Linked DNA regions of Homo sapiens: region 1 is linked to region 2. A link is a loop called in an ENCODE intact Hi-C map of the cell type or tissue named here. Cell type or tissue: natural killer cell. All regions are shown on one strand. Links, peaks and the distances in the headings refer to the core of each region. The heading gives the core; the rest is flanking DNA.

Evidence for each region. Hi-C counts contacts between places; a loop is a spot of excess contacts. Peaks named below come from ENCODE experiments on the same cell type or tissue, not always from the same donor. Only the 100,000 strongest peaks of a DNase experiment are listed, where the experiment ranks them.
Region 1: a loop joins it to region 2, with 5 times the contacts of the local background. A loop is called at or near these places in 2 of 110 quality-filtered maps.

What each region holds. Positions count from the first base shown.
Region 1 is chr5:132,094,382-132,102,713 of GRCh38, reverse strand. No RefSeq gene overlaps it. Among named protein-coding and RNA genes, the nearest start is that of CSF2, 25 kb to the right of the region's middle. RefSeq lists enhancers at 4,244-4,538, 7,367-8,332. In natural killer cell, for the core only: no CTCF peak of the experiment used is centred there; DNase peaks (open chromatin) are centred at 303, 3,413 and 7,033; H3K27ac peaks cover 1,929 bases.
Region 2 is chr5:132,023,576-132,031,907 of GRCh38, reverse strand. No RefSeq gene overlaps it. Among named protein-coding and RNA genes, the nearest start is that of ACSL6, 16 kb to the right of the region's middle. RefSeq lists silencers at 1,411-1,590, 4,518-4,567, 6,866-7,066. In natural killer cell, for the core only: no CTCF peak of the experiment used is centred there; a DNase peak (open chromatin) is centred at 5,027; H3K27ac peaks cover 1,413 bases.

The DNA.
Region 1 (8,332 bases), core at 280-8,279, 71 kb before region 2:
CCCTTGTTCTGCTTTGTGGTGAGGTATAGCTTGGGAGATGAGGCGAGGCCTATAGGTCTTGGTTGGTACACAAGAAGAAACACTTCTGCCTAGAGAGGCTGTCGACAGACATTTCCAGGGACACACAGCAGACAGCCTTCATGGCCTTCATGACCAGTCGGTCCCTTGTGGAAGACAAGTAGGACAGGACAGATGATTAGCCCAGAGCCAAAACTGAGCTCAAACCGCAGAAGAGGAGAGCATTCTCACAAAAGCTCCAGTGTTTGCAGCACAATGACGGAGGTAGATGGTGTGAGCTAAGCCCTGTTTTGAGAGTTCCATAGAAGGTGTCTTTGACCTATTTTCAAGGGCTGTGGTGGTAGGAGGAATTTTTGGCCACATCATAAAGAGTTTTGTGGCCACCTCTGATATACCTAGCTCAGGAAGTTGTAATTTTCCATGATTAGGTTATTAGTCACCAAAGTGATTGCTGCCCCCAGACCCTGGCCCCTGTGCTGCAGGAGGCTGACAGAGATGCCCCTCCAGCACTGCAGCCCTGCCTCCCCAGCTGCAGGCCAGAAGCCAAGGAGGCCCTGAGTACTGATGTTGGGCCCTCTGGGTGCTTCCCTTGTTTGTGGAACCCCACAGCCCCATTCCAACTTCTTGAGCACTTTGCCTACCCCAGGAGATTTAACTGGGGCAAGAAATCCTGTAAGATCTCAACAAACGGACGTGGGTAGAATAGCTCCCAGAAAATCTACTCAAGGGAAGACCCATGTACTCCAAGGTATCAATAATGGTGAGGGACTCAGTCTGTAACTTTCTAGGACAGTTTCATTTCATTTTAAAAATTTAAGATGAAAGAGTTTATTAATGGAAGTAGTTCATGAAGCACCTTCAGGAAACCACACAGGACTCAGAGCTCCTTGCCTTTAGAAAGACAGGACTGTGTCAGCCTGTGTGGCATTCACACCTGGATTCCCAGGGTGGGCTTCCCTTAGAAAGGGAGAATTAGTTGCAGCCCATCTCTCTGTGGGAATCTCACCTGGTGAGCCCCTTCTCCCAAACTCCTAGAGTGTCTCACCCCAGCTCCTGGGCTCGACTGGTGCCTCTGAGGAGCGTACCTGCTGTTGGAATTGGCGGAGCGCTGCCAGGCTGAGGAGCGAGGAGAGCCTGCCCCTGGGCCCTGCCACCAAAGCCATGGGGGCAGTCGCATGCTTTGCTTGTCAGTTGGTGGCATTTAGGTGGCATTAGGAATGTTTGTTGTTTCTAATTATTTGTTTGTTTGTTTGTTTATTTGAAAGTAATCCCTCTTTTTCCAAAGGCCTGCATGCTGCCTTGATTCTGGAGGAGCCAGGGATTGGCCCAATGACCCAAATGTTTGGAAGTCTTTAAGGGCCCTTTTCATGCCCGTGAAGTCACAGAAGTAGGTAATCACCCACCTACCCTCCCCAGGTACCCGATATTGATGTGGGTCAGAGGGGGCTGAGAAATAACTCAGCCTCAAAGCCTTAGACCGTCTTCTCAGGGTGTAACCGTCATCTCAGGATAGACAATTCAGGAAGAGGATGCCTTGCCACACATGAGGAGGTGGGAGTGGCAAATGAGCAGGCGTTGCATTCAGGGCAGGTTTAGAGGAAGGTTTGGCAGGTGAATGATGGTTTGCGTACAAACTACAGACAAGAAATTGAGAGGACAACTGGGTATAGGTGAGGTGACTACTCTGCCCTCAGAAAAGTGGAAGTCTGAGTTCATGGGGGAATGCCTCTTAAATAACACAGATGGGCAAACTCCAGACATTAGTGAAACCTTCTTCGTTAGACATTCTTTTCAGGGGTTTCTCATACTTCCCCAATCACCTTAATCATCAGTGCTGACCACAACTGATACCTTTCTGGGTGACTCAAGGCCAGTGCTCAGGCGGGCCACCGTGTGTTGAATCCAGCTGAAGATGCAGGTGCAGCTGGAGGAAGGACTAGCCCTGAATGGGCACCAACCCCAAAAGAATCCACTGACTGTCACTTAGGCAAAAGTTCCGCAGTCACATTGCTTTTGGATCCTCCGCCTCACTCTTCCTGAGAGGTATTTGGTGCAAATAGCCGGACCTCTGGAGTGGGAGACACCTGACTCCAGTTCCTGCCACTTCCTCCTTCCTGCTAGTTGCCAGACCTTGGACAGTTTGGTAACTTTGAATTTGCCCCTGTCAAATTCATTCATTTACTCATGCACTCACTCACTCATTCACTCAACATAAATTCCTGAGTAGCTTCCATGTGCCAGGTACTAGTTTAGGTACTTGGGAGTGATCAGTAGAGGAAATAGGTAAGTGTTCCGCCTTCAGAAATGTGTATCATGGCATGGGAGGTACAAAATAAGCAACAAAGCTGTTAACAAGTTAGAAAGTGGTAAGTGCTATGGGAAAAAACAGAGCAAGATAAGCAGTGCTTGGAGTGGTGGTAGAAGGGGCTGCAATCTTAAACAGTATGGACATGGCAGATCTCTGAGAAAATAACATCTGAGCAAAGACTTGAAGGTGTTGAAGGCGTTAGCCCCTTTTAGGCACAGGGAAGAGCCAGCGCAAAGGCTCTGAGGCTGGTGTGTTCAAGGAGCAACATGGAGGCAAGTGTGGCTGGAGCAGAATGAGTGAGCAGAGAGGGTCACAGGGGAAAAGAAAGTGATGGAAAGATAAAGGGGAAGATGATGCGGACCTTGCAGGCCACTGTGGGAACTATGGCTTTTCTGTGGTAAAACACAGAACTCCAAGAGGGTTTTGAACAGAGGGCTATGATCTGACTAGAGCATAACAGGATCACTCTGGCTGCTGAGTTGAGAATAGATTATAGAGCAGGGAACAGGTAGAAGCAGGGAAATTAGCTAGGCTTCCACTGAAGTATATTCTAGAAGATAATAGTGGCTGGAATCATCATGGATTCAGTGGAAGTGGGGAGAAATGAGAAATGTTGGATTCTGGACCTGTTTTGGAAGAAGAATCATCAGCATTTGCTGATGGCTTAGATGTTGAGTATGAGAGAGAGATCAGAGTTAAGGATGACTCCAAGGGTTTTTCTCTGAGCAGCTGGAAAGAAGGATTTGACCTCAACTGAGACAAGAAGACTATATGTGGGGCAGGCATGAAGGGGAAGATTAGGAGTTCACTTTAGCACACATAAAATGGGATAATTATACTTCACAGGCTGTAGTGAGGGTTAAATATGATAATATATGAAAGGTCTTAGTACTAGCAAGCTCTTAGTAAATGTCACTTTCCCTTTTTCTTTCTCAAAGAGGTGGTGAAGCATGAACAGCTGGGGTCCCCAAACCAATTTGACTAATTGCCTTTCTGTAGAAGTAATGTGCCAATCAGATGCCAAGACAGCCTCCTCCCTGTGGTTTTCTCACTCTTCAGGAAACTTTCACTGTTGCTAACAGGGTCTTTAGATTTGTCAAAGGTTTCTCGGTGATGTTGACACACTGATGTGATGATGAGTTTCTGCATCGGGGCACTGTGGCGCCCAGACAGCCTCCATCTATGTGCTCACCGTTTCCATATCAGTCACTCTGCTGGTGTCACATGAGCAAGAGGCATGATCTCTTCAGCAGAACAGTTTGGTTCTACAGACACACACCGACATCCATATCACTCCTTGTCCCCCCACCCCCAGGTTGTTATGGGACTGTTGAAAAATTACTTACCTGTGAGGTAGGTACTATTATTCCCATTTTATAGATGAAGAACAAAGGTTCAGAGAGGCTTGTTATATGAATTAAGTGAATGAGTATATGCAAAAATGCTTAGTACCACTGTGCCTAGAACTTAGTAAATGCTTGAGAAAGGTTAACCATTGTTAATAAATGTTAATCATTGTCAGTAGTTCAAGAAAGGAAGGATTTTCTCCAAAACTACACTTTTGTTATAAAAGACAGTAGGCTGACTTAACATTAGGTCACAACTTTATCTTAGCTATTTGAATCATTTGATTCTGAATAATATTGTTGGCATGTGGCACATTACAATTTTTAAATGAACAAAACAAAAAAGGTTATAGTCTGTATAGTAGAAGCATTTTCATACAGGGAATAATTGGATATACTTGACTTTATGGATGAGAAAATCCAGGTACCTGGAAGGATGCTACCCAAGGGCCATCTTTGGATATGGGATGCTCTTTACTTGTTTGAATTTTTAACAGTAAACTTAAATCATTCTTAGGACAATAGGCTAGTTTGTAAAGATGTCTCTGAAATGTCCGGTAAGATTTGTGTGGTACCTGTGTGATTAACTGTTTTCAGTGGTTACATTGCTTTATCTGAGGGGCCACCTGACTGTGCTGACACCATGATGGACAGCCCAAGTCAGGGTGCATGAGATAGTGAGGCCTAGCAAAACAGATTCCTTAGAAGTGCCCAAACTTCCCTCTTCAGCTGAGGTTGGTGACTGCTCAGACCCAGAGCCGTGCACATGCTTAGTCATTTGATCACTGTCTGAGAAAGCCTTCTCTCTGGGTAGAAACGTAAGAACAACTTGAGGTTTGTAGTATCCCTCTCAAGCTTGTCCAATCCACGGCCTGTGGGCCACATGCGGCCCAGGACAGCTTTGAATGTGGCCCAACACAAATTCATAAACTTTCTTAAAATATTATGAGACTTTTTTCTTTTAAGCTCATCAGCTATCATTAGTGTATTTTATGTGTGGCCCAAGACAATTCTTCTTCCATTGGGGCCTGGGGAAGCCAAAAGATTGGACACCCCTGCTCTATACACTGGTTGGTGGTGAGTGAGGGCTCAGGTAAACATGAGACATCTTTGACAGCTTCAGGATAACAAAATCTCTAGGTCCAGAAGTTCTACTTGCAGGCCTCCTGTAGAACTGGCATATATGAGAACAGGAATCTCATCTTTATTCTGTTTAAATCCTGGAGATTTGATTCATGGCACCTGCCAGTGTGGACATTTGCATGTGAATCTCAGATACACTGGCTTCATTAGCCTGTAAAACAGTTCAAGAGACAGGCCAAGTTCCCAAATGGTCTCTCAAGAAAGCTATAAAATTGTGCAGAAGCAAAACATTTGAGTACCTGCCTTTCAGCCATGATGTTTTCTATATTGGAAGCCTAGTATCATCCTGATTCAACATTTTCCTGGGCTCATTCTTAGAGTCCAGGGCAGCCCAGTTTGAAAATGGCATAATTCTCATACTCTCTGACCATTGGGGTCCCACTACCGGGTACCAAACTGTGAGGGGGTATATTACTGGATGTGTCACAGACATCCACCCTGCCCCACACCACTGAGATTTGCTGATTGGAGTGACTTTAATGGATAATTTCTGCCCCAACACTGAATGCTCACACAAGGCCCTTGACTCTTCCCTGGTATTCCCATTTATGCTTCAATTGTCCTTGCTTCCATTTCTGCCCCCTTCACCTTGGCATCCCCAGCCCTCTGCTTTGATATCTTTGTGGCTTGGATGCTGAGTGGAGAGGAGAGCTCTCTTTGGTGGTGAGCAGGAGATGACTAGTGGACCTCTGATGACAATTGACTCTCTCTCCTCCTGGCAGCCGCCTTCCCTCGGCTCTACCACTACCACTGTTCAAACATTGCTCTCTGCTCTCCCCATGGCCAGGAGCTCAAAAGCTGCTACAGACCAGGAGGATTCCAGCTTGGACACCTTATGACCAATGAGCTACAACTTCAGTGGGCATCATCTGGGCATCAGCTTGGATTATGACCAGGTCAAGGTGCTGAGTGCCAGGCAGTCAACAAGCAACTGCTGTGGCGTCCACCTGTCAAAGTTCTGTCAGTTCAAGATGCAAGAGCACCAGGTTGAAGGGCACTTGCTGCATGTCAAGTTCAGTTCTTTTTATGATTAGAGTCAGAGTTCCCTGCAAGTGAGAACAGAGCCCAGCTAGACCTGGCCCCAGGGCTCCCTTGCTGTCTGTTCCCTCTTCCTTCTGGATACTTCTGGCCCTGTCCCAGGGCATTTGACAGGGGCCTCCAAGTACCTAGGCCAACTGAGGAGCAGAGGTAGAGGTGTTGAAAAGCCTCCACCTGCCAAGACCTTGAGCACTGAACCCAGGCAGCCTCCTGTGCCCCAGCCTCTGTCCTCTATTCCTTTGTGAGCCCTTCTTTGACCACTTCTCCCCCTTTTTACCCTCACTCTCCAGTTCAGGCCATCAACTCTGGCGAAGCAAATATAAAAACCTTCTCACTGATCCCCTTACTGACTTTTGGCCAGCACAGTAGCCTGAGGGATCCTTTAAAAACATAAATCCAGCTCCTTCTTGTCAGTCAGGTCTCAGCCAAATGTCACCTTCTCAGAAAGGCTCCCATTGACCATCTAAAATCTTCCATGCCATCATCACATATTCTATTTATTTTATTTTTATTTTAAAAATAGGTTTAAAGGGCACAAGTGTGGTTTTGTTACATGGATATATTATGTAGTGGTGAAGTCTGGGCTTTCAGTGTAGCCATCACCTGAATAGTGAACATCGTACCCAATAGGTAATTTTTCAACCCTCACTCCCTCCCATCTTTTGAAGTCTCCAATGCCTGTTATTCCACTCTGTATTTTATTTTATTATCTCCACTGACATTATCTTGAGCATTCTTTTGTTTACTGCTTTACTGTCTTCTTTACTACCTTGTAAGCATCAAGAGGGCAGACAATTTGTCCCGCATGGCCCTAATGCCCAGGACAGTGCCTGATAACATGGTAAATTGGTACTCAAAAAGTATTTATTGAATGAATGAATGAATGAATGAATGAATCCATTCTTAAGAAGAGCTCACATTGCCAGTCACTGGGCTGTCAAGCAGTCCTCAGGCTGACTTGAGTGCTGAGTGGAGAGGAGAGCCTCTCCTTGTGGCGAGCAAGGCATGAGCCTGCCATAACCCCAGGAGTTACGGGGCAAGGCCTCTTGGCCTAGTGGATGCCAGCCAGTAGGCCACGGGTCTCTTTAAAAGCAACAGGAAGCCAAGTCCTGGAGATAAGAAGTGTGGCTGCCAGCGTGATAGAGGTGGGAAGAGGGCTGAAGGGTGGAGAGGTGGGGGCTGCCGGGCACCTCTGTGCTGCTCCCTGGGGATGCCCAGACCTCTGTGGCTGGCTGGCCAGCACCACATGCTTCCTGTGGAGAGCAAGGAGAGGAGATCCCCTCCAAAGGCCCTGGAGCTGGGACTGCCCCAGCAGCCTCACCCTTGTCCTCACTGTGGTGGTTAAGACGCAGGGCTACTGTCCCACTTCTCTGCCATTCATGGACACTAGGGCAGCTGCCATAGGGCAAGTGTCATATCCATGTGCTCTCTGCACCTGGCTCCCTGTGCTTCTCTGTGTTTTAGACTCTTCATTGGTACAATGGATTCCTCCACACTGGTGATTGTGAAGAGTCTGGGAAGTCTGGGAGGAACTGGGGACTGGGGGCTAGAGTCTCAAGGAGGAGTGAGGGTCTGGAGGGCTGAGATACTAGATATGAGAGGCAGCCCGGGTGTGGTGGATGGGCTGGCAGGGGCTAGCTAGCATTTGGATGCAACATAACAAAGACCTGGCATCCCTTTCAGTGTCTCATCCCGGCTGGTTGATGCCAAGTAGCAGGAAGAGTGATGAAAGGGCACCTGAGGAGACTCAGAGACTTTGGTTTAAGTGTTGTATCTGCCACTGTCTGGCAGACAAGTCGTTTCTCTGCTCACAGCTTCAGTGATGCGTCTGTGAAACGGGTCATGTTCTCTCTCTCACATGATCGTGGTGAGCATTAAGGAAATTATGTAAATCATTTCAGTGACTCTTCAGGCTTCAGCTCCCCATTCCTGCTGGGGTCATCTCCTAGGATAGTGAGGATGTCTGTGGACACAAACTAAGGAAGCCAGAAAACCGCTGTCCTGACTCAGTGTCTTGCCCCACCCTGGCCTCTGGCCCAGATTCTGGAGGCCTTAGTCAGGGGGTGGGGGTCTGTTTGCCCAGAGCTGGGGTTTCCCTATAGATCCTGTGGGACAGAACAAGTGCAGCCCACTGGAAAGCCCTTGAAACAGTTGGATGTCACCCTGTCTGAGAGGAGCTTAAAGCTGCCAGAACGGACTGGTGGACTGGTTGGATCCGCCCCCTTGGGAAAATCCAGGCATGAGCTGTCACCTGGACCTGAGTACAGTTCCTGTCCATCCTGCACTAGCGAGGCCATGGGGAATGCTCAGAAGGGGAGGCGTCGCGTGAAACCTGCTTAATATACAGCCTGTCCAAAGGTCCCAGCCCCCAGCCACCTGAACTGCCAGGACTGTTCCATTTCCCTATCCTCCACAGGCCTGCCCCGAGGCCCCTGCCAACAAATGTCACTTCCCCACACCAACCTGCTTCCTCCAGGAT
Region 2 (8,332 bases), core at 179-8,178:
ATCAATGAGGGCCTTCAGATGTTGGTTTTCATATGTCATTGCAAAATCTTCCCTCATTCCTCACCCAGGCTTCTTCCATCTGACCCTCTCTCAGGTCACAGACACCCCGCCATGAGGGGAAGAGGTTGGATGGCTCTGTTGCCCCTAGCCATCCTGTTGCTCCTGGGCCAAGCTGGAGGTTCACAGTAATCTCTGTGAGAGTCTCTGGCCCAGCAACCTAGATTGGCCACTGTGTGGTCTCACCCACCTCTAGCTCCACCTGAGAAGAGGGTACCCTTCCACACCGAGATCCTTTAAATCCTTCTGGCCAAGAAGGGGGAGGGACAGGACTTTTCCTAGGGACCTTCGCTTTCCCTCTGGCTGGCATCGCCCCAAATACTCCCTCCTACCAGTCTAGGGAACCTTTGTCTAGTTGGGCTAGAGGCCTAGCTCAAAATCATTTTGCATTCATTCCCTGTGTCCCAAATTCCTTAAGAGTTTGGGCTTTTGAAACTCAAAAGTTTTTTTTGTTTTGTTTTGTTTTGTTTTGTTTTTTCTGTTTCTGACCCCTCCCTGGAAGTCTCAGATACATCACATTCCATGGGAATTGGGGAAGCCTTGTGGATAACAATTTACCAGGAAATTACAACTGGGTAATATCCCCTAACATTTTCCTTTAATGTAATTGTCATCTTACGATTTTTCTTTGACTTCTTGGGAACTAAGGAAAGTTATAAGGAGCAGAGCCCAGGGACCACAAGCAACAATGAGGGGGATAGGAGTTTGGGTAGAAATCCTGTTCTCTCCTACTCTCATATTTCCTTTTTCACTCCTCCAGTGTGGGCTGTGAGCCCACTACCCAAGGAGGCTGCTTTGAAAGGAGCACTGCTTAAGGTCCTTGCTATAGTTGAAGCACATGAGGGTTCAATTTCAGTGAGTATCTACTCCAGGGATTTCACTAAATGGTTTCAGAATCCTTAACCTGTTGCAGCAGCAGCCTTATTGGTTTTTCTGGTTATCCTCCTGACAGCTCCTTCTAGACTTTGTAACTTATTCCTCTGCCTCTGTCTGACTCCAAAACAGTCTTAGAACTCTACCACTTAGACCAGGACAGCCAGCATTCCACAGCTCCATGACACCTCTAGGCCAGTGTCTCCCCTGGGTTGTGCCCGACCTCCAGCTTACCACATTCTAAGCTGGATCATCTTTCTCTAGTTGAGCCCTCTCTTCCCAAAGCATTTCTCACCCAGTGACTACCACCATCATCCACCCAGAAACTCAAGCCACATGGTCATCCTCACCTCCCCTGCGCCTCACCCTCACATCACCTGCTCACCTCACCTCTACCTTCAAGCACTCTCTCAATCCTGTTGGGAAGACTCTTCCTGGCCCTGTCCCCTGCCCCCAACCCCATGGCTTCTTACTCATTGTCTACTACAGGCTTCTCACTAGAATCCTGCCCTCCAGTCCTGCTCTGTCAATCTCTCTCCCACCCAGAGCCAGATGTGGTCTTCTTAAATTTAACTCCAGGCATCTCACTCCCCTGCTTCTCAAAATTCTTCAGTTTCTCTATGGCCTTGTGTCCAAGGTCATGGCCCCTTTTTCCTCCAGCCTTATCTCCCATCACTCCTGTGCCCCTGAACCCTGGGTTCACCCGGCCTGAACAACTCATGCTCCTTTCTCTCCTTCCCAGGCCTTTACGCAAGTTTTTCTTTCACTCTGGAATGCTGGCCTCCTCCTCTCCTGCCTTCGTACCACCTCTTTCTCTTCAAACCATAGCTCAGACACTGCTCCCTCCAGGAAACCTCCATGTCTGGGTCAGATAACTGCTCTGGGCTCAGATAGCACCTGTGCTTACCAGGTGGATTGTAGACTTTATCCTTCTCGTTTAATTGTCATTTGCTTATCTTTCTCATGGCACTGTGAGCACTGTGCCTTATTTCCTCTTATAATCCCAGCATCTAGTCAATGCCTAGACAGTAGTCCCATCATAAATGCTAGTTGACTAAAAGTGATTGAATATCTTCTTTTCTTCCTTCCTTCTTCTTTCTCTTCTTCCCTCCCTCTCTCCCTTTTTTCCTTCTTTTCCTTTCCTTTCCTTTCCCTTTTTCCTTTTCCTTTCCTTTTCCCTTTTCCTTTGCTTTGCCCATTTTTCCATTGAGGCCTCAAGAGTTTTTCTTAGAAGAGCTTCTCACATATTAAGGTGAGAAATGTTTTGTCATATTTGTGGAAAATATTTTCTCCAGCCTGATACTTACTTGTTAATATAATTCATGATGATTTTCACACATAAAAGTGAAATTTATATGAGCACATCTACTAGCCTTTTGGCCTTTCTCTGGTTTCTTTTGGGAGGATATTGAGTAAGAGGGAGTATGAGGGAAACCTCTGGAGTACTGAAAATGTTCTAGATCCTGATTGAGTGTTGCTTACACAAGTATATACGCATATGCAAAAATTCACTGAGTTGTACACGTATCTATCTATATTATTATATATAAGACATACCTAGGCCAGGTGCAGTGGCTAACACCTGTAATCCTAGCCCTTTGGGAGGCCAAGGTGGGTGGCTTGTTTGAGCCCAGGAGTTCAAGACCAGCCTGGGCAACATAGTGAAACCCTGTCTCTACAAAAAAATATAAAAAATTAGCCAGGTGTTGTGGTGTATGCCTGTAGTCCCAGCTACTCAGGAAACTGAGGCAGGAGAATCACTTAAACCCAGGAGGCAGAGGTTGCAATGAGTCGAGATCATGCCTCTGCACTCCAGCCTGGGTGACAGAATGAAACTGCATCTCAGAAAAAAAAAAAAAAAAGTAAAGTTCATTCTTTCTTGTTGCTGAGTAGTATTTCATTGTATGGCTATACCTCAATTTGTTTATCCATTTTTCTGTTGGTGGAAATTTGGGATGTTTCCAATTTAGGGCCGCTACACCTAAAGCTGCAATCATTCATGAACAGGCATTCATTATATGGACACATACATTGATTTCTCCTGGATAAATTCTTTCATTGATTTTTATTTAGAAACTCTTCTACCATTCAATGAGAGGATAAGTATTTAAACTTTTCTTCTAGTTGTTGGGCTTTTTTTTTTTAATTTAGCTTTTAATCAAGCTGGAATTAATTTTGTTGTGATTAAGCATGAGGCAGGGATCTCAACCAGCTTTTGTTTTGTTTGTTTTGTTCCTAAAAAGCCATTTTCCCCATCACTATTAGTGAAGAATTGATCCTTTCCCCCATTGATTTGTATTCTGTAACTCACCCCTCTTCAAATGTAATTATAGCAATAGGAACATTACAGGAATTGCTCTGACCCACACACGTCCATGCCCCTCCACCATCCCTCAATTATTTCTGAGTGTCCCCAGAGCAGTATCCATGGTCACACACAACTCATACTGATGCCCACTCATGCTCAGATGTTAGAATTATTCACTCCCAGGTACAAGTGACCACTGATCATTGGCAGGAGATTTTAGCAGAGCCTGTCCCATTCATGTAGTGATAAAGGTGTTGGCAGAGTGGGCAGCCTGGAGTGAGCCACAGTGAACAGGGCAAAGCAGCTGGCCAACTGTTTAGCCAGAACTTCTTCCCGCTGTACTCTGCTGAATGAGGCTAGAAAGAAAGCTTGGTTGTAGATGATAGGAGCCTTGAATGGCAGGCCAAGGGCTTTAGTTTACAGATGCCTGCTCTGCCCACAATCCTGCACTGAGTGCTGAGTACACAGAGGTGGCTCATCTTTAGGCCCTACCCTTGAAGCTTAACAACAAGTAAAGAGACAGCTATGGTTCATTAATTCCACTAATATTTATTGACCGCCTCCTAGTTGCCAGACACTGTTCTAAGTGCTTAAGATGTATAAGTAAAGAAAACAGCCAAAGATCCCTGTCCTTGTAAAGTTCAGCAAGGAGAAAGAGAGACAATACTAATACTACATGTGATTTTAGTAAGAAAATGTATGGGATGTTAGAAGCTGATAAATGCTTTGGAAAAAAGTAGAGCAGAATAAGGGAACCAAAGATACTTGAAAGAAGAAGAAGGAGGGATAGCAATGTTAAATAAAGTAGTCAAGGCAGCACTTGGGGAGATCATTTGCAGCCTCATTGGGAACTACACTGTTGGCCAGGCATGGCAACTCATGCCTGTAGTCCCAGCACTTTGGGAGGCTGAGGCGGGCGGATCACTTTGAGCTCAGGAGTTCAAGATCAGCCTGGGCAACATGGTGAAACCCTGTCTCTACAAAAAATACAAAAATTAGCCGGGTGTAGTGGCACATGCCTGTGGTCCCAGCTACTCGGGAGGCTGAGGCTGGAGAATTGCTTGGACCCGGGAGGGGGAGGTTGCAGACAGCCGAGATTGCACCACTGCACTCCAGCCTGGGCTACAGAGTGAGACCCTATTTCAAAAAAAAAAAAAGAAAAGAAAGAGAACTACACTGTCCAGGGCCTTTGAGAGCATAGAGGGGTGCCCTCCCTGATGGCAGGGAGTTTATGGAGGGCTTCCAGGAGGAGTGTCCCATGAGTGAAGACAGTGGGGAAAGGTATTCAGGCAGAGGAAGCAGCATGAAAAGTGAAAGAGAGAGTGGCTCTGCAGAAAGCCACAGGCCAATCATGGCTTCAGGAGGGCAGGGCTGTGTGCATGAGGCATGTCCAGCCTGGGTTGTGGAGAGCTTGGGTGAAGATCACAGTCCAGGGATGTTGGTCCACAGATGGCCCCCAGTACCTACATCTGTACCCTTGGCCACGGGTTCAGTGGGGTTCCCCAGAGCCCGAAGGGTGCTCATCATACCTGTGGTGAGTGCAGGTCTACCCAGAGCTATCCTGTCCATCCAGGGCCAGAGCTGACCCTCCCCAAGACATCCAACTGGCTGCCACTGAATGTGTCCCCTGAATCACAGAGTGCCCACCTTGGGAAGGGCTGGGGTGGGGGTGGGGGAGCGTGGGCTGACGTCACATGCCTGGCCCTGTCTCTAAAGTAGTCTGGCTGACTCTCAGCCAAGACCAGCCTTGTGGGGCAGTCACTGAGACTGTGACTATGGCTTCTGATCTCAGAAGAAGGCAGGAAACTGTGGCCAAGGCGCCAATGACAACATTTGCTCATCAAATGGGAGAAAGGAAGCGTGTGCCAGGAAATGTGTACAGCAGCCCCACCGCCCCCAGCCCAGACCTGAGTAGCCTTGGTCCAGCAGAGTCCCAGGTCTGACCTGAGGCCTGCCATGGCCCACTTTGTCCCAGATGGTATCACCCACCCCATAGTGGTCAGGGTGGTCACTATGGCATCAGGAACTCCAGACCCCAGCAGATGTGGAATGTATGACCAAAGGCCTCAGGATGACTTGAGATCTCCCCACACACACCCTGCCCCAGGGCCTCTCTGAGTTGGGGCTTCCCATGCCTGCAGCCACAGAGGTTTCTCAGGCCCCTTTTCTCTGATGCTTTTTCCATAGAACATCTGGGAACTGGTGTGAACTACTCTCTGGAGCCACAGTCTCTGAAAGCCTCACAGATTCTCCCCTGAACCCTCTGCATCTGCACCTCTATTCTGCCCAGAGGCCTGGAGGAAAACTCTGGCTTCCAGTGCAGTGGGGCAGAAAGTCCCACACCAGCGAGGCCACAACCACCTTCTGCTTCTATGATGGCCACGAACATTGCTGGAATTCACATTCTGTCCAAATGCAATGCTAGGACCTAGGACATAGTAAGGAACAGGGCTGGGCCTGCCAACAAGGAGTTACCAAGGGAGGGAGAGAGACAGACAATTAAAAAGTGAACACATGCACACACAAGGTAATGTCCCATAGTGATAAGTGGTATTCATCCATCAAGGGACTGCGACAGAGTTTGGGTGGGCGCCATGAGATTGGGCCACAGGCCAGGCCTCCCTGAGGAGAGGACATCTGAACTCAGACCTGAATGGCATAGGAAGAACTTGGGTGCAGTGGAACAGGGACAGAGCCTGCGGTGGGAGTGACCAGGGAGTTTCCGAGGAAGAGGAGGCCAGTATGAGTGGGTGGGGGCCATGGAGAGGATAAGCCAGAAAGGTAGACAGGGCTGGATCGCTCGTGGCTTTGTGGACCTGATAAGTACTCTGGATTCTCTTCCAAGTTGGAGAGTTTCAGGCAGGCTAGTGACATGATCTCATTTAGGTTTTTCAAAGATGAGCCTGGCTGCTGTGGTGGAGTGGGAAGCAGGGAGACAAGAGTAGGAGTGGGGTGACCAGTGAGGCACCTGCCATGGCAGGGCAGGTAGCTGGGGGCAGCTGCAGAGCAGCCAGTCACCCATGGACTCTGCATTTGTCGTTAAAACAGAGCTGGAAGGAGCTGCTGACAGGTGGGCGGGATGTGAGGTATGAGAAGATAGAGGCAAGGGTGAACTGGAGGATTGCAGTTGGACTGCATAGACTCCAGTGACTGAAAAGCCCAGAGGTGGTACAGGTTCTGGCATGGCTGGCTCAGCGCTTCTCCATCAGTTGGTTTGTCCTCTGTCTGGCATCCCTCAATAAGGCAAAATGGCTGCACTGGTTCCAGTCCTGACATCCACCAGCAGAAGTTTCTGCTGTCAAGCCATTAAACAAAAGTCCTGAACTTTTGTTTAATTTAGACGACCAATCACTTTGGCAATGATGCAGGGTTCTACCAGTTGCTTTCACACTAGGAGTATCTGCGTACCAGAGCAGGAAGTGTGGGAAGGATGCCAGGAAAGCGCATCTGCACCGATGTCCATAGGGCTGTAGTTCACTGGAGAGACCACTTGATATCCGGTGTGAGTTACCAAGAGGAAAGGTGGATATAGGAGTCTGAAGCTCCAGAGAGAGCTCAGGGTGGGAAATAAGAATTTAGTTGTCATTGGCAGGTAGACAGTACTTGCACCTGTGAGGCTGGGAGAGGGGACCGAGAAGCATGTGTAAATTGTGCTCTGAGGACTCAGCCCCAGAGCATTCCAGCACTTAGAGGCAGGACAGCTCCTGAGGAGAAGCAGCAAAGGAGAGAACAAAGGAGCATCTGGAGAGGTGGCAGGAAAGCCTGGGGTGTGTGCTGTCATGGAAGCAAGAGAAGAAAACACTCAGGAAGCTGTTTCCCTGCAGCTGAGTGGAAGGCTGCCCGGCAAAAAAGCAAGATGAGAACAAAGACGTGGACCCTGGATTTGGCAACATGGTGGTGTTAGTGACCTTGACAAGTCACGTCTTGGAGGACAGGCCATGAGGTGGAGAAGTAGGAATAGTGAGTGTAGATGGCTCCATCAGGGAATTTTGCTGTGAATGGAAGAGAAAAGGTGCGATATTTGGCGGTAAAAATGGACTCAAGTAAGAGTCTATCATGGCTGGAGCTAGTGCCCATGTGGTTCACAGCTGTGGTCCAAAAGGAACATCCAGGCCACAGGACAGTCATTTTCTTCTCTGTTCTGTGTTGAACTTGGACTCAGAGCAGCCCTGGGCTAGGAGCCCCTGTGCCCTATGCCTCCAAACCCCTTGGAGTCTTTCTGTCAGAGCACACAGCCCACCCTGCTATAACTACCCATGCCCACCTCTTCTCAGCAGCCCAGGCTGGTCCCGGGCTGGGGACAATGGAGTGGAAGATTAAGCCCCATTCACGGGGGCATCAGCACAGACGGAAAACCCAGGGCACTGACAAAAGTGATTGATAGGAAGTTGGGGGCATGGGCATCAGAGAGTTGGGGCTGGACAGGAATGGAAATAAAAGGATGAGGGAGAGTAGAGGCCCAATGGCCAGCATGGCAGGGAGAGTGGCACGAGTGCTGGACCATCCTGAGGCTGTGTTGTATGGGATGTGTGTGGGTAAAAGTCATGGAAGGGGAGAGCTGGGACACAGAGGTGATGGCCTGGAAGAAGAGAGCAGGAACAGGATCCTAAAGTTCTGGGCCATCCTTGGAGGCTGATGGTGCCTGGGCTGGGAGAAGCCCCATAAGCTGGTGCCAAGTCATCACGTGTGTCATGATAAAGTTTGGAAGCATTCATCTCCTTCTGAGCTGTGTCATTTCTTCACTCATGCCACCGAACTCCAGCCCAGTGGCCCATCCACACCTGGGAAAGAAGCCACATGATTAGCTGCACAGATCAGGGCAAGATCTATCCATGGCTGACTTAGGAGCCACATGAAACCCCAAAGACTATCAGCACTCCATTTTAGGGAGGATCACCATAACCAGCTCTAGAAGATAGAGCAGGGCTGGACTGGGGGTCAAACAAGGAGCTGGAGCACAGGGAGTAAGTAGATGATCTGTGACTGCTGCTGTCCTGCCCATCTGCCAAACCCACCTTAGTGTGGTCCATGAGAAGAAACAACCCCTACCGAGGACTTCCAGGAGCAGCATCCTGGGCCAGATCAGGGCAGGAG